Regions from separate parts of the Homo sapiens genome. Here region 1 is linked to region 2. Evidence: chromatin contacts called from ENCODE Hi-C or POLR2A ChIA-PET data. All regions are on one chromosome and are shown on one strand. Each heading gives the region's core, a stretch centred on a gene start or an enhancer-like site at or near the end of the contact. The rest is flanking DNA. Distances are from core to core; before and after follow the strand shown.

Evidence for each region. A loop is a pair of places that touch in the nucleus more often than their neighbours do. ChIA-PET counts read pairs that join two places held with the same protein, here RNA polymerase II (POLR2A). Pooled maps may share reads with other maps.
Region 1: a loop to region 2 is called in a map of PC-3, with 5 times the contacts of the local background. The contact joins the enhancer-like site here to the promoter of KCTD1 in region 2. A Hi-C loop is called at or near these places in 3 of 168 maps with a recorded cell type or tissue (PC-3, chondrocyte and mammary epithelial cell), 3 of 37 single-sample maps with no recorded cell type and 3 of 50 pooled maps. POLR2A ChIA-PET finds 5 or more read pairs at or near these places in 1 of 52 experiments (MCF 10A).

The regions. Positions count from the first base shown.
Region 1 is chr18:26,741,862-26,749,123 of GRCh38, reverse strand. The region is part of intron 1 of LOC124904272 (a long non-coding RNA gene); the gene reads left to right. Among named protein-coding and RNA genes, the nearest start is that of PCAT18, 42 kb to the right of the region's middle. RefSeq lists an enhancer at 6,185-6,479. Within about 2 kb of position 3,668, at least 7 of the 41 ENCODE cell types and tissues checked have a DNase peak (open chromatin) inside an H3K27ac peak, as active enhancers do; they include PC-3, where a contact is called at or near this core.
Region 2 is chr18:26,546,206-26,553,321 of GRCh38, reverse strand. It overlaps KCTD1 (potassium channel tetramerization domain containing 1), which reads left to right and starts at 4,769. Exons shown (of 5, transcript NM_001142730.3): 1 at 4,769-6,594. The coding sequence starts at 4,786. LOC124904273 (a long non-coding RNA gene) reads right to left here and starts at 6,462. Exons shown (of 2, transcript XR_007066321.1): 1 at 6,328-6,462. RefSeq lists enhancers at 3,194-3,835, 3,836-4,477, 4,543-4,837, 5,468-5,557, 5,578-5,627 and 2 more and silencers at 3,728-3,827, 3,838-3,967, 4,058-4,287, 4,878-4,937, 5,048-5,157 and 3 more.

The DNA of each region.
Region 1 (7,262 bases), core at 2,419-4,918, 200 kb before region 2:
AAGAAAACGTATTATTTAGAGATAAGTACAAACTGCATAGGGTAAAATATCATGTTTGGGACATGCTTTAAAATAGTTCTGCAAGGGAAACAAAACAAAAAGAAAAGGAATATTTTTAAAGGGCTAAGAGAAGTAAATGTCGTTAAGTCCTGGTAATTGATTAATCTGGGTAATGGGTATATGTGGGTTCACTATACTGTATTCTCTACTTTTGAATAAGTTATTAAAAGATTTTAGTCCAACTACAAGCTGTTTTCAGAAAACAACTCTAATTGCTTCTCAGCCTTTTGGCTAAGACCAAGTGTAAAATACACCTCTAAAGACAATCAATTACAAAATTTCAAAATAAAATGATAGAAAATACTACACACAATAGCAACCCAGAGAAAGCTGGAAAAACTATATTCATATCAGACATTATTTAACTTTTACTTTAAGTTCAAGGGTACATGTGCAGGTACATTACATAGGTAAACTTGTGTCATGGGGGTTTGTTGTCTAGATTATTTCATCACCCAGGTATTAATCCTAGTACCCATTAGTTATTTTTCCTGATCCTCTCCCTCCTTGACAACTAGATCTTAAAGCAATAAAACAAACAAAAAAATATTTGGGAGGAATAAAGGAGGTCATCACATAATGAGAAATTAATCAGGGGAAAAAAATCCTGAACCTACAGGTGCCTAATAACATGTCTCCCAAAGTATATAAAATAAAAATTGGCCAAGGTATGAGGCACACTACCAGGCATAGTAGAAAGTTAGAATACATTGTGGTGGGTTGAATAGTTACCGCTCCTCAAAAGATATGTCTAAATCCTCTAAGTGGTTTTTTGTTGTTGTTGTTGTTTTTTCTTATTTGGAAAAAGAGCCTTTGCAGACATGATTCAATTAAGGATCTCCAGATGGTATTATCCTAGATTGTTTGGGTGGGCCCTAAATCTAATGACAAGTGTTTTTATAAGAGACAGAAGACAAGGCACAGACACAGAGGAGAAGCCGTATGAAGATGAAGGAAATGACTGGAGTTATGAGCCAAGGAACGCCTGGAACCACCAGAAATTGGAAGAGGGAAGAAAAAAATCTCCCCTAGAGAATCTTGTTCAGAGGGAGCGTAGCCCTGCCATCACCTTGATTCCAGACTCTTGTCGTACAGAACTGTTAGAGAATAAATTTCTGTTGTTTTAAACCACCAAATTTGTGGGAATTTTTACAGGAGCCCCAAAAAACTAATACATGTACCTCTCTGCATAGTTGGTAGATCAAGCCAACAAAAAGTAATAAAAACATACAAAAGATTTCAAGAGCATAGTCAAGCAGTTTTTATCTAATGAGCATATAAGCAATCCTGCACTCAATTATTTGTTAAAATATCCCTTATTTTTCATTGCACATGAATCATCTATATAAATTTGAGTCATATTGTAACAAAATAATTTGTCAATATTGTAGAGCTGCAATCATTTTTATCCTCTAAAAGAGCAGGTGCATTGCCCAAGTATGAGGAAAATTGGCTTAGAACTTTCTGACCTTTTAGTATCCTAGAGACAGCTTGTCTTTTTTTCTGCTTAGGAGAGAATATAGTTCACTAATTAGCCACAGATAAACAACTACAACCAGGCTCTTAATTTTATCTATTTTGGATGACTCTTACAGGAATTAAAAATTTCAAGGACACACAGATTCCATTGCCATTTCAAAGTAAGCATTCATGTTACAGTCATTGTCATCATTACTGGCAGGATAATTACTCTTAAAGTAACAGTCCCCAGAAGCAAGAAGTTGCCCCCCCGCCCCCCCCGCACCGTGCCCCGCCCCGCCCCCGTGTTGCTCATCAGCCCTGAGGCTTCATAAGTAAATACACACAAAGTTAACATGCTTAAATAAATGTTGCATGAATCAGATCGTGCATTTTATATGCCTCTCACAAAAAAGAAGTAGGTTAACAAGTATAACACAGTGAACATCCAGGGAAAATAAAATAAAATAAAAGTAATTTTCAGAGAACAGCCCTACCTATCCTTCTTATAGTATACCAACAAAAAACAACAATCAAAATACAGCAACATGATGGGAAGATACTGACAATATAAGCTGCCTTTTCCTTTCTCCTTGAATTGCATCATTCATACCGTTACCTCCTCGGGGCAAGGACTAGGTTATTATTTTTTGGCACAACTCTATTTAACCATGCAATGCGTGTGCACTTCCAGTTTGTAGAAATATTAGATAATTTTATTAAAAGAAAAAAATCTTCACACTTTTGCACCCTATTGTGTCTCCTGGCCCCCAGCAAGGAAAGAAATCTTTAGAACTGAATCCAGTTTGGAAGAAGGGATGTTTGCCTAGTGAAGCATAAAGTATGTCCTAGGATATCTGGGAGAAAGGTCACTGTACCAGGGCTTCCATTTCATCAACTATACACTGTCACGGCATTTCCTGGAGGGATTATGTAATGTATTTGGACAAAGACCTCTCTGGTTGCCCACTCTTAGTGAAAAGTGAGCTTTGGAAAGAACAGTTAAGGCATAAAAACACAATTCCTTAGGGCAGCTTTGCAGACAGAGCCAAAATGTCTCATGACCCATAAAATACTTTAAGTTCTAACCAGCCCTACCACGGAGAGTGTCAGAATCACATCGAACAGCGTGAGCCACATCTGCCAGCAGACGTCACATGATGGGTTCCAAATTTCAGTTTAATGCTCATTCTTCCTCATATTGTGGTTTCTTTCTGGACTACATTGATTTCTTTTCAATTGTGACCTAGGCAGTTTGCATGGATGCCTTACGTGGGTAAAATGTTACCTTCTGAAAAGCCATCGAGAATATTAGGTAACATCAAATTCCTTGTGCCAGATTTTCAGAGGAAAAAATATATGGTGTTCTAATTGCCCTTTCTGGAAACAATGATTTAAAATTTTCTTTTTCTTTCTGAAGGGGTCATCCCAAGCTATCTGATGATAAGCTGATGTGTTAATGCTATTCCTTGATTTGCAGGAACAAAGCAGTTAGAGCCAAAAATCTTAAGTGAATTACAGCATGTAAATGTCTCCTGAATAAAGAGAAGCACATTCCTTTTGGAAGTAGACATCGTAAGCCAGGCGATGTTAATGAGTGAAGAGAAATGCTTAGAGCTTGTGCTGGGAGAGACAAGTCCTGCAGTAAAAGGACTTAGGAGTTGCCCTGTCCCTCTGATGTTCCCTGGATCTGCAGCTGTAGAGCTTCTCCCTGGTTACTCCTGTATCTGGATCATTACAACTTTCTTCTCCAGTAGATTCTCCATATCACTGCCAAAGGCTGTCTTTTCCTCATTGTTTTCAACTACCCACACATTTCTGGGACTCTACAGCCATTTTCCATTGCCCTAGGCAGCAAGACTTAAGCTCTAAGAAATTCAGCCCTGACAGTCTCCGAAGACTCTACAACCAAAATACCCTATGCTTCAAAGTCTCCCAAGGGCCCTCCTACATGGTCTTTATTCCTTTGTTTTCTCCCTTCCTTTATTTTCTAACCCTACTTCCCCTCCCCCCATAAGAAAACGGAGAAGATACACAGTGCTCTACCAGTTATGCTGAAGTCACACTGACCCCACGACACCAGCTCATAGGCTCACCCAGCCCTCTCCAAGGTAAACAGTGCCTGAGCCCTTCCTGTCCTCTTTGGCAGCTTCATCAGCCACCTGAGAGCTTTCGCTGCCCAGTGCCTGCTTCCTTGTTCTCTGTCATACACCCATCTCACCCCCATCCCACTGTGTCTCCCTAGTCTTTGGCTTTTTAGTGGGTGTCAACCAGAGTGCCAGGTGGTATACACATTCATCAGATAAACATGGTTTATCTCCCGGGGTGACCATTTTTCTCAAATTGAAGATGGGTGGAATGAAGGGAAAGGAATTAAGTAATTTGTCTAAGTCATCTGAAACATAATTTTTGTATTAAAACAAACACGGATGTGTTATGGAGTAGAATGCAAAATCTACATTACTTTTTAAAATGAAAATGAGACTTCAAAGAAGTTTAGCATCTGTGGAGGGTGGCTTCTGGCAGCACCAGTAGGTCTCTCCACTTGTACATTCTCACTTTCCTCGACCTGAGGGGCCAGCAGAGACACCGGAAAACACGTGCCAAAATCCCAGGCTGTTCTTGACTTATTAGTCAATTTCTTCCTTCACCGATTTGAGCACCTACTATGTGCTGGGCCCTGTGAATATAAATATGATTTAAACAAGCCCCTACCTTCAAGCAGCTCACAGTCTAGCAAGATTAATGCAAATAACCAGCTCTAACAGAATGTAATCACTTTTACAATAAAGGTATGTGCAAAATGTTATGGTATCATATATAACATAGCAATTAACCATTTCAGACAGAACAGAGGAAGAACTCAAAGTCTGGCAGTCTGGCTGCATTCCTTAAATCGTGTATGTTTTTCTACCATATCTCCTACCATCAACAAAGCCTGCCTCAGGTGTTACATTTCTGTGTCTAATTAATTTACTTTGCATAGTACCAAATGCATATAGAACCCATGCATTATTTTGACACTGGGAAATGGTCATGGTTAAACACATTGTTGTGGTTTGAATTGTATTCCCCCCAAAAAGATACGCTGAAGTCCTAACCCCCAGTACCTCAGAATGTGGCCTTATTGGAAAATAGCATCTTTATGGAGGTGATCAAGTTAAAATGAGGCCATCAGAGTGGCCCTAGCCAATATAACTGGTGTGCTTATAAAAAAAGGAGAATTTTGGACACATACACACAGAAGGAAGACAACAGGAAGACACACAGGAAGAAGGTGGCCATGTGACTGGAGCGATGCGTCTGCAAGCCAAGGAACACCAAGGATTGCCAGAAAACACCAGAAGCTGGAAGAGGCAAGGAAGAGTCCTCCGGTAGAGCAATCAGAGAGGACATGGCCTTGCCAACACCCTTGGTTTTGGACTTCCAGCCTCCAGAATGGGGAGACAATAAATTTCTGCTGTTTTAAGCCACCCACGTTTTGATACCTGTCATGGAAGCCCTAATAAACTAATATACAGATGCATGTCATTTCAGTGTAAGTTTCTAATCTTTTTTGGAAAATTAAACCTCGCCTTTGTCATTCTTGGCAATATTCTTTGCTTGAAGCTAATCTCCAAGTCATTTTCTCTACTGCAGTGGCTCTCAATGTGTCATCGCTGGGCCGGCAGCATCAGCATCAGCAGGGGGCTTGTTAGAAATGCCCTATACTTCAGGTCCCTGCCCAGACCTTCTAAATTCAGAAACTGTGTGAGCAAGCCCTCCAGGTGATTCTGGCTTGAGAACGACGGCTGTACTGCATGCATGGGCCAATCTCACTTTGCTTCTGAATCCTGTTCTACTCCAAATATTAAGGATTATTAGAGATTAGTTCTCATCTTCCAAAATATCATAACAATAAAAATAAGCTACAGCTTTCATATCATTGTCCTCAAGCTAAACCTCCAAAGATCCAACAGAGTTTCTTTGGGAGGGCTTTTAACTCCGTGATAGACAAAACTGACAAGTGAATGCAATGTAGAGATTTGGGGAATTTTCTCCCATACTTGGCACTGCCCTGCTGCCTTCGAAGTACCTCAGTGCAGATGTTCTCATGCCACAGAATACCCACCCAACTCACCCAACTGCCCCATCCAGGCCTTGTCCTGTCATTACCCAGAATCCCAAATTTCCTTCTCTCTTCCTTCAATAAAATGTCCAGGCCAGGCACAGTGGCTCACACCTGTAATCCCAGTGCTTTGGGAGGCTGAGGTGGGCAGATCACGAGGTCAGGAGTTCGAGACCAGCCTGGTCAATATGGTGAAACTCCATCTCTACTAAAAAAATACAAAAATTAGCCAGGTATGGTGACATGCACCTGTAGTCCCAGCTACTTGGGAAGCTGAGGCAGAAGAATTGCTTGAACCCAGGAGGTGGAGGTTGCAGTGAGCAGAGACAAAGCAAGATCCTGTCTCCAAAAAAAAAAAAAAGTCCATTCACTCACAAGTTCGGTCTCAAGAGAGTATTTGGAGAAAATTATTAATTTATAATTAAAATATTAATCACTAATGACCTCCCTCCTTAATTGATCCAGGTTGTATAATTTTCTAAGTTTTTTTTTTTTTTTCAACCTCAAAGGACTCTATTTGGAAAGGTTTCAAGTACCGTGTCAAAATAAAATGAAGGTCTTTTGTTTGTTGTTATTTTGGAGAGTGGGGTAGCCAGTGCCCTTTAAATTACAAGTTCATGGAGCAAACATTCAGCTAACACAAGGCCAGTCCTGTTTGGCAACTGTCTCCCGTTCCTGGGTCAACAGCCCGTCAGCCAGTTGACCTTGAAGCAATGGCACCAGGCCTGTCCTTGTACTTTTGCTGCATTCCATATTGGGTGGGGTTTTGGTTTGGGTTTTTGTGTGTGTGTGTTTGGGTTTCTTTCTTTTTCCTTCTTTCTTTCTTTCTTTCTTTCTTTCTTTCTTTCTTTCTTTCTTTCTTTTTAAGATATTTCAATTTCTTAACAGGAAATTTTAGCTGCTGGTTTGAATTTAATTGAAGTATTTTATATGTACACCTTGAGACCCTCAGGCTAGGGTATATTTTTAATAAATCAAACAAATAAATTCCAAGTCTGTACTAACTGAAATGTCCTCATGCCTTCAATGATGGCCCTCTAAATGAAAATACTGAAAAATTCAAGAATAATGCTGCCTTAGTAGCAAATATATATATGAAAAGCAGCCCAGATTTTAAAAGAGAAAGAAATTCATGGCCTAAATTTTCCTGGAAATTGATCCCAGTTCCAACTTCCAGAGATCACTCTGCACCCAAAGCCCCAAATAGGAGGAAAGGGAAATTGGTGTGCAATGAACATTGTGCCAGGTGCTTTATTTCTTTACGGGACAGTTGGGTTAAGTGATTTCAACCAATCAGATACAGCCCCCTGAAGAGAAACTCCCATTCCTGTTCAAACTGTAGGTCTGACTCAGGTTTGCATATAATGGATCAACCAAGGTTAAAATCATCACTAGGCTCATTCCCAAAGTAATGCCTCGCCCTCACAGCTAAGTGGAAACCAAACCAGCCACCAGAGAAATGGAAGTTAGGCCATTGTATCAGTCAGGATATTCTTTTAAATAACCAGAGGGCTTTGTTGTCTCTTAGAATTGGAATGTCAAGTGGGAAGATAAGTTTCAGGGGCTGTTTGATTGAGCAACCCAAAAATGTCATTAAGAAAAGATCCGGCTTCTTTCCATCTCTCCACTCTACTTT
Region 2 (7,116 bases), core at 3,520-6,019:
ATTTTCATCTGAGTTCAAAAAACATTACTCAAGATGATTCTCAGTTGAATTCAACAGAATTAATAGCTAAACTCTGAGACAGGAGTGGTGGCTCACTTGAGACCAGGAGCTCAAGACCAGCATAGGCAACATGGGGAAACTTATCTCTACAAAAAATACAAAAATTAGGAAGGCTTGGTGGAGCAGGCCTGTAGTCCCAGCTACTTGGGAAGATGAGATGGGAGGATCACTTGAGCCCAGGAAGTTGAGGCTGCAGTGAGCCATAATCATGCCACTGCTCTCCAGCCTGGGTGAAAGAGTAAGACCCTGTCTCAAAAGAAAAAAAAAAAAAAAAGAAAGAAAAAGAAACCTCTAAAACCAAGATATACCAAAATAGTTTCAATTTGAATTCATATTTAGCCTTGAAAGCCCTTTATGAATCTTTCAGTAATTACATCAAGACAGTATGGCGTCTCTTTTAATTTGTGTCTTTAAAATGATGAACTAAATGCTTTTTCTGGCCTCTGCTCTCAAGAGCCCACAAAATTTCTGAAATTTAACAATTTAAATCCTCCCCAGCCCACCTCTCTTAATAGAGACACTTCCATTCCCCAGATCTGCCTTCAGAAGGGGCAACATTAACTCTACTGCAAGAAAAGGGTCCCTCACTCTACTTCTGCAATAAGTTTCTAAAGCATGTTCCACTAGAGAGGGAATTAATGATAAGGAAATATTCATCCAAAGCAGCCATTAAATTCATTTTAACTTGCAAACAATAATGTTGCCTTGTAGTTACTATTTGTCCTGATTTTTAATACAGAGCTTCAGATTCATGTTATTTTTAATTTTTCACAAAAACTTCCCTGCTAAATGTAAGATTTAACCAAACACAGATTCTCTTCATTCAATATAAATGACAAGTGCTCACCATGTCCCCAGGCACCAGACTGAAACTACAAGGGTGTGTGTTGCTTTAGTAGAGAGGAAACAGGCAGATAAAAACCAACTATATCCAGTATATTAACAGATGATACTCAGAAAACTGGAAGCAAAAAGGAGGAAGAGCTGAATATGTTTCTGTATAGTATAACCTTTCATAAAATGTGAGCCTGAAATGGAAGTAGTTGGGTTATGAATCGAGGGGGAAACATTTGGAGTTTTTCATGCCGAAATAACCATGTCACTATTTTCAAGTATTCTGAGAAGTGGAGAAGCACAAATATACAAAGAGACCCCCCACCCCCACCAGCAAAAGGTGGAGAATCTTGTTAAAAGTTGTAAACATCTTACCATAGTTTAGAGAGTTCTGACAGTTAAATAATTGCAATAAATGTTCCCTATAGTACTGGGATTATAAAGAAGTCATGTATCCTGCACAAGAAATAAAAAGCATCCTTTCAAAGGGGTGACCGGCAGCTTCGATTGTCAAGGTGGTAGTCTGAACGGACTTCATGATATGGAGAGGTCAAGTAGAGGAATTGGATGCTGCCTGATAGGCAGAACGACAACCAATATTGCCTCTACAGAAATAATAAGAAGAAAGCTTTTTTGATTCTTTCATTTTGGAATTGAGTGTATGGAACCACAGGATGTTTTTAAGGGATCATTTATTAAACTTGGAATTGAACTACTTTATGAACTCCACTGTAATTTTGTGTTATTGGGTTTTAAAAATTAAGCAACTTTTTTTTTTCTTTTGGTCGAGGGGAAGCAGGGTATATATCTGTTTTTCTGGGTGTTCTTCCCGTGACTCCTATAGATAGTAGCCCAAAGACGTCTTCTTTTCCAGTATTTAATGAAGTATCCTACGGGCAGATCATTTTGGTAGCCTTTCCGGAGCTGGTGCAACGAAGCAGATCCACAGTTGCCCGATAATCAGGCCAAGGCATACTTTCCAAGGTGCGTTTTTCATATCGAATTTAAGCGCGGGTCCTGCCCGTTGTTTGCAAACTGTCCAAGCAGCACCCAAAACTGCTGCTTTTCCAAGTCCGTTAAAAAGTTATTTGCGCTTGGGGTTTTTCGGTTCTGCTACACCCCACCTCCTTCCCCTGACTTTTGCCAGTAGAGACCTGCCCTGGGGGATATTTTGTCCTGGGAGCACAAAACTATTTTCTTTTCTGGAAATAAGTTGACGTCAACTGGGAGCTGTTTTGGGTTGCTTTGTTTCCCGGAGCGTCCAACCCAGCACACCGCCTCCGGCAAACTGCGAGCAATTCAAAGCAGCTCGCCCAGTAGGGAGGGGAGCTGGTGGGAGGGGGGTGGACCCCGCCGCCCGCAGAGGTGGGGAGACCTGGGGGGCGGCTCCGCTCCCAGGCTGCAGCGTGGGCCTGGTCCCCTGCCAAGCCAGGAGCGCAGCCCGGAGCCAGCGCGGCCCCCGGGTCCCTGCGCTTATGGCGAGGGTCGCGGGGGAACAGCCCCTGGTAGGTAACTTGCCGGGCACCCACCTGAGTTCTCCGCACCGCGGCCCGAAAACCTGGGAGCGTCCCAGGACAAAGGGCCAGCCCTCTGGAATTAGCCGTGTGTGACTAGTGTGTGCCAGCTCGTATGTGGGGGTCCCAGTGTGCAACTAACTTAGCTGCTCACCGCAGCCTCGGAGAAACGAGCACGCCTTTCTGCACGTGTCCAGGGCGGGTGCGGCGGGCAGTGCATTGTGAACAAAGCCGGCCACCTCCCGCGCCGCACCTCGGGGACGATTCCCGGACGGTTCTCCGCGGAGAGCCGGGCGGATGAGAGCGTGGTGTGTGTGTGTGTGTGTGTGTGTGTGTGTGTGTGTGTGTCTGTGTGTCTTGTGTTTCCCTAAGGAGCCGGAGGCGGCCCGCGAGGCAGGGACTTGCTCTAACTTGTTTCACACCTGGCGCGGTTTCCCCGAAGCTCGGGTGGCGTCCAGGGCCGGGCAGGCACGCGGAGGACCAGCAGCGTTCGCTGCAGAAAAAGACATCGTCAACTCCCACTCAGAAGCCCACACTGCCCTGAGACCTGGTCTTTCATTCTTTCTTAAAAAAAAAAAATGCAAATTGATGGATGGGTTTCAATTGATGCGTAAAATGCTTCCCTTGAGAGCAAGACAGGAGGGCCAGGGAAGGGGGAAACAGGCAGTTGACATAACTCTCACAGCCTAACTGCCGAGAATTCGGACTTGGAGGTAAATTCGAGGACGCACCCGAGGAGCAGGCGAGGCTGCCTCCCAGCAGGACGGCCTGGCACCGGGGCGCACTGCTGGGGACCTGACTCCCTCGTGTCCCCTCACCCCAGGGACTCGCAGCTGGCCCGCGCGCCAGGGTACACACGGGCTGCGGGAGAAGGTGAAAGTTAGGATGCAGCACGAGCTCCGAGAGTGGCCTGGGCTGTGCCTCCTAAGAGAACAGCCGAGGTCCCCGGCGGCTCTGGGAAGCTGCCCCTGGGCCGGGAGAGCGGGAGGCGGCGACGCAAGGACGCGCCCGGAGCCTGGGCGCGCCGGGGGCGGGCGTTTGGCTGGAAGTGGGGCAGTGTCTCCTATGGGAAAGCGAGACCCGGCGAGCTCTTTGGCTGCTTTTCCAGTTTCCGAGGTGCCCGCCCCCGCGCGCCTGAGGCAGCGCAGCCCGGAGGGCGAACGAATGGCGGTTGGCAAACTTTGAGTGAGAGTGCGCTCCGGATCCGAATTGCCGAATTGTGGCTGCGGCAGGGTCGGCCGAGACACAAGTTCGCTTTTTCCGCCTGCCCGATGGGCCTTAGGGAGACTTCAGCTCCAGCTTGGTGGAGCGCCTCGCCCGAGGGAGTTGTGTCACTTTGCTCAGGGGCAGGGAGGGCGGCGCCCTGGGCGGGTGGGGAAGGGTCCCTGTGGCCCCTGGGGTCCCAAGCGCCTCTTCCCTCGTCTCCCCTCCCACCGGCCCCTCCCAGTCTTCTCTGCCTCGCTCCTTCCCGGGGCTGGCTGGACCGGCGCGGACTTGCCCCAGACCTACGGGGAGCGCCCCAGGTCTTTAATGACAGCTTAAATGTGGCTGTTGGAAAAGTCGAAAGGGATGTGGCTGACGTGGGGCGTGTTTCGCTCCTTTGCAAGAGTCGGAAAGGGAGTTGGGAGCCGCGCGGCTGGCCCCAGGCCCCCGCGCCTCGCCGCCAGCAAGTAGGTGGGGGAGCCGCCGCCGCCGCCAGCCCCATCCCGCTCCCAAGCCTCGCCCGCTGCGCCCTGGCCGCGGGCGCCGAGAGGGTGCGGGGCCTCGCCGTGCCTCCTCCACCCTGCTCATTAACCTGCCTGCTCCGCTCCGCTCCGGGCGGCCCCAGACACGGGTTTCCCGCGGCAGCACCCGCGGCCCGCCCGGCGCAGCCGCCGCCCCGACCCCCCGGCTCCGGGGGGCAATGAGGGGGCAGTGGAAGGGGCACTGCTCCTCGGGCATTACTTAGAGAAACGAGACCGTCCCGCCCTCTCGCCGGCCCTCCCTCTCTCCCGCCCGGGCCCGCGCAATTCTCCGCCAGAGGGTAAGTTGGGAGTGTTTCGCCCCCACCGACAGCTCTCCCTCCCTTTCCTTTTTTTTTTCCTTCAAAGTTTTCTTAGAAGTGGGAGCCGGGTGGGGGAGGAAGAAGGTCTGGTCAGCCTCCGTCCTTTACCCTATCTCTCCGGTCTAACTTGTCCCCCCCTCCCCCCTCCCCTCCATCCCCTGCGCGCCGCTGCCCCTCCGGAGCTGCGCTCGGGAATGACAATTGGAGCGCGGCTCCTTTAAGAGCCCGGCTTTGCCTCCCGGTAGCTGAAGGTCATTAAACACAAAAGCTCTCAGCGCTGCGGTCCAATATAGCGCATGCGCCCTGCCCGAGGACTGGCAGAGAGACGGCAATATGGCGAGAATGCCTGGCAGCGGGGACTGTAACACCAGCGCGGGCGGCAGCGCCAGCGCTGCCGCCGCCGCCGCCGAGAACAATGGGGAGCGGGGCGAGGGCGAGCGCGGCGCGGGGGGCCGCGGCCGCCGCCACAGCCGTCCGCACTACTGCAGCGCGGGCGAGGAGGAGGAGGAAGAGGAGGAGGAGGACGAGATCCAGGAGGTGCAGATAACGGGGGACGAGGAGGAGGAGGAGGACGGAGGTGGGGGGCTGGAGGAGGACGAGGAGGAGGAGGAAGAGGAGGAGATGGGGCTGGACTGGGACGAGCCCCTGGAGCCCGAGGACTCGGCCGGGGAGGAGCTGGAGCCCGAGCCGGTCCATATGATCAATATGGACCAGAGCGCCGCGCTGGAGCCCGAGGCGCCGCCGCGACTGCTGGCGCCCCGGGCCCGCGGTGGGCCGCCCGGGGACGGCTCCGAGCTGGACCCCGACGTGCTGCAGCGCCCCGAGCGGGCCCGGCTGAGCGAGAACACCCGGCTGGCCACCCGCTACGCCGTGCGCATCTTCCGGGAGTACCTGAGCGAGAAGGCGCAGAGCCCGGACTTCGAGACCATGGACAAGGGGGCGCTGTGCCGCGTGCTGCGCTCCTTCTATGCCGAGGCCCGCTCCAAAAGCGGCCAGCTCTACAGCAAGTCGTCGCTCATCAGCATCCGCAGCTCCCTCAACCGCTACCTCAATGAGCCCCCGTACTGCCGCACGCTCGACCTCACCAAGGACCCCGAGCTGCGCAGCGCCAACCTGACGCTGGCCGCGGTCATCCGCAAGCTCGAGGAGCAGGGCGCCGGGCCGGTGGTGCAGAAGCAAGCCATCACGCGCGCCGACCTGCGCAAGCTGTACACCTCCAGCGTCTTCAGCACCAACACGCCCTTCGGGCTGCTCAACAAGGTCTGGTTCGAGACGTGCATGTACTTCTGTACCCGCGGCCGCGAGAACCAGCGTGAGTTGGAGGAGGACTCTTTTGGGCTGGCCATGGACGAGGACGGTCGCAAGTTCGTCTACTTCAAGTCCCTCGGGCCCTACCACAAGTCGCGCTCGTCGTCGTGGAGCAAGAAGCGCGCCGAGAGCAGCGACGAGGAGAACTTGCCCCGCATGTATGAGACGGGCACCGAGTTCTGCCCCTACGCCAGCTTCGTCAAGTACCTGTCGAAACGCAACCCTCTCTGCAAGGCGTTCTTCCAGCGGCCCCGGGACCACTGCAGCGAGGGCGATGTGACCTGGTACGAGAACAAAGCCATCGGCAAGAACTTGCTAGGCACTCGGATGCAGATGCTCTCCAAGGCGGCCAAGCTCTCCAAGACCTACACCAACCACTGCATCGGCGCCGTCTCCATCGCCACGCTCAACAGCATCGCGGGCATTGGCACCAAGCTGGGCTCGCCCGCCCCGCAGGGCTGCTACGCCGAGGCTCTGAACGGGGCGGCACGGCACCACTCCCACCACCCCCCCACCCATCCCTCCCACCACCACCGCCCCCAGCCGCCCTCGCTGGGGAACACTTACATCCTCCCCAAAGACAGCCAGGTCGGGCCCGACGTGAAATCCGAGGCTGCGCCCAAGCGCGCCCTGTACGAGTCTGTGTTCGGGTCGGGGGAAATCTGCGGCCCCACTTCCCCCAAAAGACTTTGTATCCGCCCCTCGGAGCCTGTGGATGCGGTGGTGGTGGTTTCCGTGAAACACGACCCCCTGCCTCTTCTTCCAGAAGCCAATGGGCACAGAAGCACCAATTCTCCCACAATAGTTTCACCTGCTATTGTTTCCCCCACCCAGGTAACCAAACCAAACTCTATGCATGAAATGTTTCTTTGGTACCACTTCGGGACTAACTTTTGTGCTAATGCAGCTCTGGGTAGGGGGGAAGTTTTAAAAAGTAGGTAATGTACTGAATCGGATTTCGTTTCACCCTTAGAAGTTAACTCTCTTGGTGCTTTTTGGGAAACTTTACACCTAACCTTAAAAGATGTGAGAGAGGGCATGCTACCTAACAAATCACTGCTGTGCAGTAAGGCGAAAAACTTCAAAGTTCGCCGAACAAAAGGATTAGCTCACTCTTGCAGCCGCTCTTCATTGAATGCATGAGTTTTATAAGGCAAAGACTGCGAGAACACTGTAAATGTAAAGGAAGCAGTTACTTAAGACATATTTGAATCAAGTAACCCTTAAAAGACTCTATTACGTATTCGCCATGACCTTAGAAGGTAGAAAAACAGTTATAAATTATTGAAAAGAAAACGTGCCAATCCCACTTCCTGTAGCTTTTTTTTTTTTTTTTAAAGAAAAGGGGTGGAGAGT